Regions from separate parts of the Homo sapiens genome. Here region 2 is linked to region 1. Evidence: read pairs that join two places in POLR2A ChIA-PET (ENCODE). Cell type or tissue: B cell. All regions are shown on one strand.

Region 1 (5,000 bases):
CTGGGTGTGGTGGCTCACGCCTGTAATCCCAACACTTTGGGAGGCCGAGGCAGGCAGGTCACTTGAGGTCAGGAGTTCGAGACCAGCCTGGCCAAGATGGTGAAACCCCCTCTCTACTAAAACTACAAAAATGAGCTGGACGTAGTGGCACAAGCCTGTAGTCTCAGCTACTTGGGTGGCTGAGGCACGAGAATTGCTTGGGGAATCCAGGAGGTGGAGTTTGCAGTGAGCTAAGATCGCTCCACTGCACTCCAGCCTGGGCGAGAGAGCAAGACTCTATCTCAATTTAAAAAAAAAAAAAAAAGGCCAGACGCAGTAGCTCACGCCTGTAATCCCAGTACTTTGGGAGGCCAAGGGGGGGCGGATCACAACGTCAGGAGATCGAGACCATCCTGGCTAACACGGTGAAACCCCGTCTCTACTAAAAAATACAAAAAATTAGCCGGGCGTGGTAGTGGGCGCCTGTAGTCCCAGCTACTCGGGAGGCTGAGGCAGGAGAATGGCGTGAACCCAGGAAGCAGAGCTTGCAGCGAGCCAAGATTGTGCCACTGCACTCCAGCCTGGGCAACAGAGTGAGATTCCATCTCAAAAAAAATAAATAAATAAAAAGTAGACACGACCCAATATCCATTAAGTGATGAATGAACAAATAAAATGTGATGTATCCCTACAATAGAGTATCATTTGTCCATAAAAAGTAATGGAGCACCAGCACACACTACAACATGGATGATCCTTGAAAACATGATGCTAAGTGAGAGAAGCCAGGCACAAAAGGTCACGCATGACATGATTCCACTTACAAGAAATGTCCAGGCTGGGCACAGTGGCTCATGCCTGTAATCCCAACATTTTAGGAGGCTGAGGCAGGCAGATCACTTGAGGTCAGGAGTTTGAGATCAGCCTGGCCAACATGGCAAAACCCCATCTTTACTAAAACTACAAAAGTTAGCCAGGCCTGGTGGCATGAGCCTGTAGTCCCAACTACTCGGGAGGCTGAGGCATGAGAATCGCTTGAACTCTGGAGCTGGAGGTTGCAGTAAGCCAAGATCGTGCCACTGCACTCCAGCCTCGGCGAGAGAACGAGACTCCATCTCAAAAGAAAAGGAAGGGAGGGAGGAAACGTCCAGAGATCGGCAAATCCACAGAGACAGAAAGAAATAGATTCGTGATTGCCCCTCTGCATGGAGTGGCAGGGAGAGGAGGGAATAACTGCTAATGGTGATGGGGTTTCTTTTTTGGGTCATAGAAATGTTCTGCAATTAGGTCACGGTGATGTCTGCACAACACAGTAAATATACTAAAAGCCAACAAACTATATACTTTAAAATCATACATTTATACATGAATTATATACCAATTTTTTTTTCTTAGAGACAGGGTCTCACTCTGTCATCCAGGCTAGAGTGCAGTGGTGGGACCATAGCTCACTGCAGCCTCCAACTCCTGGGCCTCAGGGATCCTCCCGCCTCAGCCTCTTGAGTAGCTGGGACTACAGATGGGCACCACCATGCCTGGCTTCTATTTTTTGAGTCCTCCCTCATCTTCTACCTGCTCAGAAAACACCTAATGGGGGCCTCCCCAGCCCTACTCCATCTGGAGCCTCCACCTCCCCCTGATCTCACTGCCTGTTGCTCGTCCCCACCCACAGCCTCACCGCAGGGCCTTTGCACCTGCTGTTCCCTTTACTGGTGAAAGTTGTCTCTCACTTCCTTCTAGCTTTTGCTCAAATATTTCTTCCAGGTGAGGCTTTCCCTGACCCTATAGCTCCCCTACTCCCGGTCCTCCTGCCCCAATTTACTTTTCCCTTTAGCATTTATCACCATCTAACATAACTATTTTTTTCATGGCCGGGCATGGTGGCTCACACCTGTAATCCCAGCACTTTGAGGGGCCGAGGCGGACAGATCACAAAGTCAGGAGATCGAGACCATCCTGGCCAACATGGTGAAACCCCGTCTCTACTAAAAATACAAAAAATTAGCCGGGCGTTGTTGCGGGCGGCTGTAGTCCCAGCTACTCGGGAGGCTGCGCCAGGAAAACGGCGTGAACCCAGGAAGCGGAGCTTGCAGTGAGCCGAGATCGCGCCACTGCACTCCAGCCTGGGCGACAGAGCGAGACGACTCCGTCTCAAAAAAAAAAAAAAAACACAAAAAAAATAACATACTATTTTTCTCAACTTGTTTCCTGTCATCTTCCCCACCAGAATGAAACCTCCGGAGGACACAGGTTTTTGTCTCTTTTATTTGTCTTTCAATTCCCAGAGCCTAGAACAAAGTCTGGCAACTAATAGGTACTTGTGTTTCAAAGTTGGCCTTCCAACTCCCTCTCATCCCACAAATGCTTTTGCAAAAGGACCTTGCAGCAACTCCGGTGAAGAGGTGGGATCCAATTCTTCCCACTCCCGAATCTAGGCTGGCCTGTGACTTGCTTAGACCAATAGGATGTGATGGGAGCAAGGCTCTGTGACTCCCAGGTCTAGGCCTCGAGAGACCTCAAAGCTTCTGATTCACCCTCCGGGAAGCCAGAAGCCACATAAGGAAGTTCAGGCAGTATCACAGGGCAACTAGATTCAATAATAACTTAATTGTACATTTTAAAATAACTTAGAGGTCCTAGCCAGAGCAATCAGACAAGAGAAAGAAATAAAGGGCATCCAAACCAGTAAAGGGGAAGTAAAATTTGCTGTTTGCTGATGACATGATCGTATACCTAGAAAACCCTACAGACTCCTCCAAAAAGCTCCTACAACTGGTAAATGAATTCAGCAAAGTTTCAGGATATAAAAACCAATGTACACAAATCAGTAGACTGCTATACACCAACTGCAACCAAGCTGAGAATCAAATCAAGAACTCAACTTCTTTTGCAACAGCTGCAAAAAATAAAATATTTAGGAATATACCTAACCCAGGAGGTGAAAGACTTCTACAAAGAAAACTACAAAACACTGATGAAACAAACCACTGACGACACAAACAAATGGAAACATATCCCATGCTCATGGATGGGTAGAATCAATATTGTGAAAATGACCATACTGCCAAAAGCAATCTACAAATTCAATGTAATTCCCATCAAAATACCACCATCGTTCTTCATGGAACTAGAAAAAAAAATCCTAAAATTCATATGGAACCAAAAAAGAGCCCTCACAGCCAAAGCAAAACTAAGCAAAAAGAACAAATCTGGAGGCATCACATTACCTGATTTCAAAATATACTATAAAGGCTGGGTGCGGTGGCTCACACCTGTAATCCCAGCACTTTGGGAGGCCGAGGCGGGTGGATCGCTTGAGATCAGGAGTTCAAGACTAACCTGGCCAACATGGTGAAACCACGTCTCTACTAAAATACAAAAATCAGCCAGCCGTGGTAGTGCATGCCTGTAATCCCAGCTATTGGGGACACTGAGGCAGGAGAATTGCTTGAACCCAGGAGGTTGATGTTGCAGTGAGCTGAGATTGCGCCATTGCACTCCAGCCTGAGCAACAAGAGTGAAACTCTGTCTCAAAAAATTAAAAAAAAAAAATTAAAAAAATAGGCACATAGACCAATGGAACAGAACAGAGACCCAGAAATAAACCCAAATACTTACAGCCAACTGATCTTTGACAAAGTAAACAAAAACCAGAAGTGGAGAAAGGACACCCTATTCAACAAATGCTGCTGGGATAATTGGCTAGCCACATGTAGAAGAATGAAACTGGATCCTCATCTCTCACCTTATACAAAAATCAACTCAAGATGCATCAAACACTTAAATCTAAGACCTGAAACCATAAAAATTCTAGAAGATAACATTGGAAAAACGCTTCTAGAGATTGGCTTAGGCAAAGACTTTATGACCAAGAACCCAAAAGCAAATGCAATAAAAACAAAGATAAATAGGTGGGACTTAAACTAAAAAGCTTCTGCACAGCAAAAGAAATAATCAGCAGAGTAAACAGACAACCCACAGAGTGGGAGAAAATCTTCACAATCTATGCATCTGACAAGGGATTAATATCCAGAATACTAAGCAAGAAAAAAAAAATCCCATCAAAAAGTGAGCAAAGGACATGAATAGACAGTTCTCAAAACAAGATATACAAGTGGCCAACAAACATATGAAAAACTGATCAACATCACTAATGATCAAGGAAATGCAAATCCAAACCACAATGCGATACCACCTTACTCCTGCAAGAATGGCTATAATCAAAAAATCAAAAAATAACAGATGTTGGCATGGATGTGATGAAAAGGAACACTTTTACACTGTTAGTGGGAATGTAAACACTTTTAGGCTGTTAGTGGGGATGTAAACTAGTACAATCACTACGGAAAACAGTGTGGAGATTCCTTAAAGAACTAAAAGTAGATCTACCATTTGATCCAGCAATCCCACTCCTGGGTATCTTGAAGTCATTATATGAAGAAGATACTTGCACATGCATGTTTACTGCAGCACAATTAGCAATTGCAAAAATATGGAACCAGCCCAAATGCCTATCAATCAACAAGTGGATAAAGAATATGTGGCACAGCCGGGCGCGGTGGCTCACGCCTGTAATCCCAGCACTTTGGGAGGCCAAGGCGGGCGGATCACGAGGTCAGGAGATCGAGACCATCCTGGCTAACATGGTGAAACCCCATCTCTATTAAAAAATACAAAAAAAAAATTAGCCGGGCATGGTGGCGGGCGCCTGTAATCCCAGCTACTCGGGAGGCTGAGGCAGGAGAATCGCGTGAACCCAGGAGGCGGAGCCTGCAGTGAGCCGAGATCACGCCACTGCACTCCAGCCTGGGTAAGAGAGCGAGACTCCCGTCTGAAGAAAAAAAAAAAAAAAAAAAGAATATGTGGCATATATACATATAGATACCATGGAATACAACTCAGCCATAAAAAGAAATGAAATAATGGCATTTGCAGCAGCCTGGATGGAAATGGAGACCATTACTCTAAGCGAAGTAACTCAGAAATGGAAAACCAAACATCGTATGTTCTCACTCGTAAGT
Region 2 (5,000 bases), 290 kb after region 1:
TGGCTTCTAACTTCCTCAAAATAGCAGAAGGAGGCTGAGGATAAAGAGAAAAGAGGAAGGGCGGGAAGGGAAGGAGTACCTGGCCAATGATTTTATCCTAGACTTTACTGTCAAGGGCACTCCCTCAGGCCACCAACCCTTTAGCCCTTTGCTTCAATTTTATCTAACGATAATATACCAAATACCTACAAGGCCAAGCATCACATAACATTAACATCAAGCTTGACGAGAAAACTCAGCTTGGGGTAGGGGTTGCAAACTCAAGTGCTAGGTAGTGTACACCGACAAGGACAGTGTGACCCACTGTGGGACTGTGGTAAACTCTGCAACGCACACATGTACATCCAAAAGGAGTTGTGTCCCTCAGTCCAGCAGACCACTGCCAGTGTAAGCTCAGACGGTGTGATTTTCAGATTTTTCAAGAGAGGCCAGAATCCAGAGTTGCATGTCATTTCTCCTGATTCATTTATAAACAATGGCACAAATTAAACTCTTCTCTTTTTTAAAAAGCATTGCGTGAAGCAAGCAAAATATGACTGTGGGTGGCCAATTTGTGACATCTAGGAAAGAGGTTAGAAAACTAGGCAAAGGTCAAAAACTACAAACTCTCTCCTCCTATGTCCTAATAAATCGGGGAGGCTTAGCACAATCCCCTGTCTCTCTTCACAGCCATGTATGTGGAAGCTGAAGCAGTGGCCACACTGCCATAGTGCTATTGTGAAGCTGAATCCAGGACACAGGAGAAGACTGAGGGTCTGGGACCTCATTGTCCTCCTGAAACATTTCCTGCTGTTATAGACCAATTGACAGTATATAATAAACAGCATTGCATGTAAAGGACTTTGCACAGTGCCTGAGGCACAACACAGAATTCAATAAATGTTAGCTATTAGTGGGTTTTATCCTGAACAAGGGTAGAACATGCAGCAGACTGTTTCTCTCTCAAATGGAAGATTTTTTAGTCCAATTACAAAATCCAACATTCCTCTTTAGACAAAAGAAGAATTTCAAAAGGAACTACATTCATCCATGTGGCATTCAGGAATTTTAAAATATAATGTGACTTATGCCCCCACAGGGCATTTTATTATTTTTAAGGAAATAATGGGTTTTTTTCAAGTTTTAATTTGAGTTAATATGAAATTTTAAAGTTCTGTCCCACTTTTAGATTAGGGGGATCAGGCACAGCCATATAATGCTACCATATCTAGCATGAGTAAGGCATGAAGCCCCAATTTTTCCAGAAAGATCACCCCACCCTCTGGTCTTCTCCTGTGACCATGTCTTTGTAGAAAGTTACATCTAGGTAATGCTATATGGCTGTCTAGTCTAGTCTAATGACTACATTTTACAGATCCTGTATGCAACTCCTCAAAATCCCACAACAGTCAAAGGCAGAGTCAGAACCCAAACCCAAGTCTTCTTCTTCCTGAGTCGTCTTCTTCCATGACCTCACATGTCCCCTCCTGTGAGTGCACATGCTCAGGGTGGCTGCTTCAGGGGAGCAGGGCAGCTTGAGACTAAAGCTCTGAAACACAACTGTTCTGTGTGAAACTAACCAGTACTGGAGACAGATACAGGCACCTACCCTTAGGAGCAAAATGTTCTATCAAGCAAGGGCACAGGCTGGGGAAGGTTTCCTATACACAGCCCAGCAAAGCCTTGCTTCAGTACATTGCAGGCGTGGTCATAATCTTTTACAAATCCTCTAATATCAACTGTGCCTTTTTAACCACTAGCTTGGAACAAGAATTTCATACCTGTATGAAAGAATATAATTTACTTGCTGGAAAAGTAGAAGTGTCACAAAGCAAAGAAATCACTTAATTTTTTTTTTTTTTTTGAGACAGAGTTTCACTCTTGTCCCCCAGGCTGTAGTGCAATGGTATGATCTCGGCTCAATGCAACCTCCGCCTCCCAGATTCAAGCGATTCTCCTGCCTCAGCCTCCTGAGTAGCTGGGATTACAGGCATGTACCACCACGCTCGGCTAATTTTGTATTTTTAGTAGAGACAGGGTTTCACCATGTTGGTCAGGCTGGTCCTGAACTCCGGACCTCAAGTGATCCACCCACCTCGGCCTCCCAAAGTGCTGGGATTACAGGCGTGAGCCACCATGCCCGGCCGGAATCAAAGATTTTTAAATACTGTCACTATGCTTCCAACTGTCCAACTTCCAAAGTACTGAGAAAATATTTTTTGAAATGTAGCCAAGTATAGAATATAGACTGTGTCCTACATTCAAAAGTTGTCTTTCTAGAAAGCATGTTTTAATGGCAAAGGATACAAAGCAAGCTGTAAAAAGAGACTAAAATTAGCTCAAACCACAAATAACCTAACATACTTATCACTTCCTTATGATCAACCTACAAAAATCAAACTTTAAAGGCACTTACAAAACTAAAGGTGGGAGGCCAACTGCACCCTTTAACTTCGCTATACCTTTCCTCCTTCTAACATGGACCCTGGCACATAAACACTGCCAAACGATGACACTGTGTTAACGTGAAGGCAAGCACCAGGGAAACTACGGGAGCACAGTTTTGCCCTGTAAATAAAACAGCATGTACCATGCAGTTCTTAAGTGGTTAGAAGGGTAACTACCTCCTCAAACTGAAGATGGGAAATGCAGATGAAGGCCCACACCCATCTTCAGCTGCATTTCACAGACAGCTAAGGACATACCACGCTCCCACTTCAAACAAAATATTCTTCCATCTTCTAAAGCCATCTATTTCCTACTTTCAAAAGCAACATCTTCCAAATCTATTGGGAAACCAAAAGTTTGTTACCATTCGAGTAGTGGAACAAGTTGCAAAATGAGGTTTAGTTGACAAATATGTATTCATGGGTAAAAAAAAGGCACTGGGTTTGTTAAACTACATCTACTTTTTCAGTGATTCTCTCTCTGAGTGTATTAACTATGTCTGATAAGTTTTGTGATAAATTTTTTGGAGAAACTTCAAGCTCACAAAGGATGAAAACAAGTGGTTAAGGATGAGTACAGAACCTACCAATACCACTGTGCACACTCCAATACTGTTACTCAAACTTTCAAAAGCATTTTCATTAGCAGGTAGAGAAATAGGGGCAAGTAGCAGACCTGGGTAGTTATTTGTGGTGTGAACAGACCAAACAAAATACTGATAATGGCACTAATATTCCTAAGATTTATTCAAGAAAAACTGTCAGTAAGACATGAAGGAATATTTAGAAATGCTCAGAAATGACACCATGATAGGTACATAAAGGGCCCATTGAAACCCAGCATTCTAGGGATGTGGATTCTCAAGGAATATTCAAGAGCAACCTTTAGGTGTGGCTAAACCAGGTTGTATTCTGGGGACTGCTCCAAAAATTTGGTTTTATGCTTGTATAAACCTGATGTAGCTTAATGTAACTTTCTGATCTTGGCCCCATTCTGCCTCACCCCACCTCGGAGCATGATCCTTAACACTATGGCAACAGGGAGGTGGCGTCCAGGTAGTAGAGAACAATAAGAGTAATGCTCTTAATTCAAAAGTGCTGTCAAGATACAGTTCAGTTCAGAGTAAAAACAACAAAGCAAAACAATGACAACAACAACAACAAACCAAAAAATGACATATTCTCTCCCTGCCCCGAAAAAAAAATTCACTGGGTACCTTCTTAGAGGCCTCTTTTCTCTGTGCAAAAGTTAGCCACAAAAATATTTATGACTCAGTGAAGGCGTATTTTCCCTTTATCCTTACAGAAGCAAACTAAGCCCTGACTATTTGAAAAGTGAAACAGTAGTTAACAGCGACAAATGTTCAAACATCAAGGAGAGTTAAAGCTAATTTACCATGTTATGCTAAATGCAGTTTGCTTATTTGTTCTCTTGAGTGAAGTTATATTCAGAAGTGACTTCATCCTTAGACATTTTTAAGTAACTCACGTTCTTAAGAGAACTCTATTTGGAATAATTACTTGATGTTCACTTTCCTGTAAGAAATTCGCAATAGTGTACAATCCTGTAACCGGGGCCCATCTGGATAAAAATTAGCTAAGCTGTTTGCTGTAATGTAACGTAGTGACTTTTAAGTAAGATTCTGCAAAAGGAAGAGAAGTGCCAATAAAAGATCCATTAAGAAAGGAAAAAAGTCGAAAAACGTTTCTTAACAGAGACAAGGGAAGAGTTTTCCTTTTCTAATCACTAAGAAATTTTTAAAAATTATTTTGAAAGCCTAGTTTTGCTATGCTCATCTTATCTTTGCAAGTGATGTTGCTCACCCACAAAAGCCACAAACACAGCCGAGGCTTCCTTCTTCATCTGTAAAAGTAAAATATACCTCAGTCTCTAGGAAGAAACATCTGAAAAGTAAAGAGAAGGAGACAGGGACACAAGCCTACTTGGGACCCAAAACTTTACTTCAAGTGGTTAATCCTCAAGAAGGATTTAGAATTTCCCAGCACTAGATTCAGAGTAGTAAAGAATACGTTTATTTCCCAGAGAAAATGCAGACCTTAAGTGTCCCTTTGCCATGTTTACTCTGAGTCCATATTACAGAGCTGACTTCAGAGCACTAATTCTATCTAATTACCATAGGGTATCCATAAAACCTTACTGCCTTAGTAAAACCATAAGCACTCAGTAAATCGAACGATGTCATACGTTTTTCTCTTAAAAAAAGGGCTGGGCCGGGCACAGTGGCTCACACCTGTAATCCCAACACTTTGGGAGCCTGAGGCAGACAGATGGCTTAAGCCCAGGAGTTCAAGACCAGCCTGGGCAACACAGCAAAATCCCATCTCTACTCCAAAAAAATACAAAAATTAGCTGGGCGTGATGGCACATGCCTGTAGTCTCAGCTACTTGGGAGCCTGAGGTGGGAGGATCACTTGAGCCCAGGAGGTGGAGGTTGCAGTGAGCCAAGATTGTGCCACTGCACTCCAGCCTGGACGACACAGCAAGACCCCATCTCAAAAAAAATATTAAAAAAATAAACTTTAAAAGGACTGAAAATCATTTATAAGTACTTG

The links. Peaks named below come from ENCODE experiments on the same cell type or tissue, not always from the same donor. Only the 100,000 strongest peaks of a DNase experiment are listed, where the experiment ranks them.
Region 2: POLR2A ChIA-PET joins it to region 1 with 5 read pairs; 2 of 35 experiments call an interaction of 5 or more read pairs at or near these places.

Annotation. Positions count from the first base shown.
Region 1 is chr20:50,807,738-50,812,737 of GRCh38, reverse strand. The region is part of intron 1 of BCAS4 (breast carcinoma amplified sequence 4); the gene reads right to left. Among named protein-coding and RNA genes, the nearest start is that of BCAS4, 15 kb to the right of the region's middle. RefSeq lists a silencer at 341-390 and an enhancer at 2,406-2,465. In B cell, no CTCF peak of the experiment used is centred here; DNase peaks (open chromatin) are centred at 1,687 and 2,357; H3K4me3 peaks cover 1,199 bases; H3K27ac peaks cover 2,778 bases.
Region 2 is chr20:50,517,215-50,522,214 of GRCh38, reverse strand. All of the region lies in intron 1 of PTPN1 (protein tyrosine phosphatase non-receptor type 1), which reads right to left. Among named protein-coding and RNA genes, the nearest start is that of PTPN1, 9.3 kb to the right of the region's middle. RefSeq lists a silencer at 1,540-1,589. In B cell, no CTCF peak of the experiment used is centred here; DNase peaks (open chromatin) are centred at 55, 2,514 and 4,313; H3K4me3 peaks cover 3,964 bases; H3K27ac peaks cover 5,000 bases.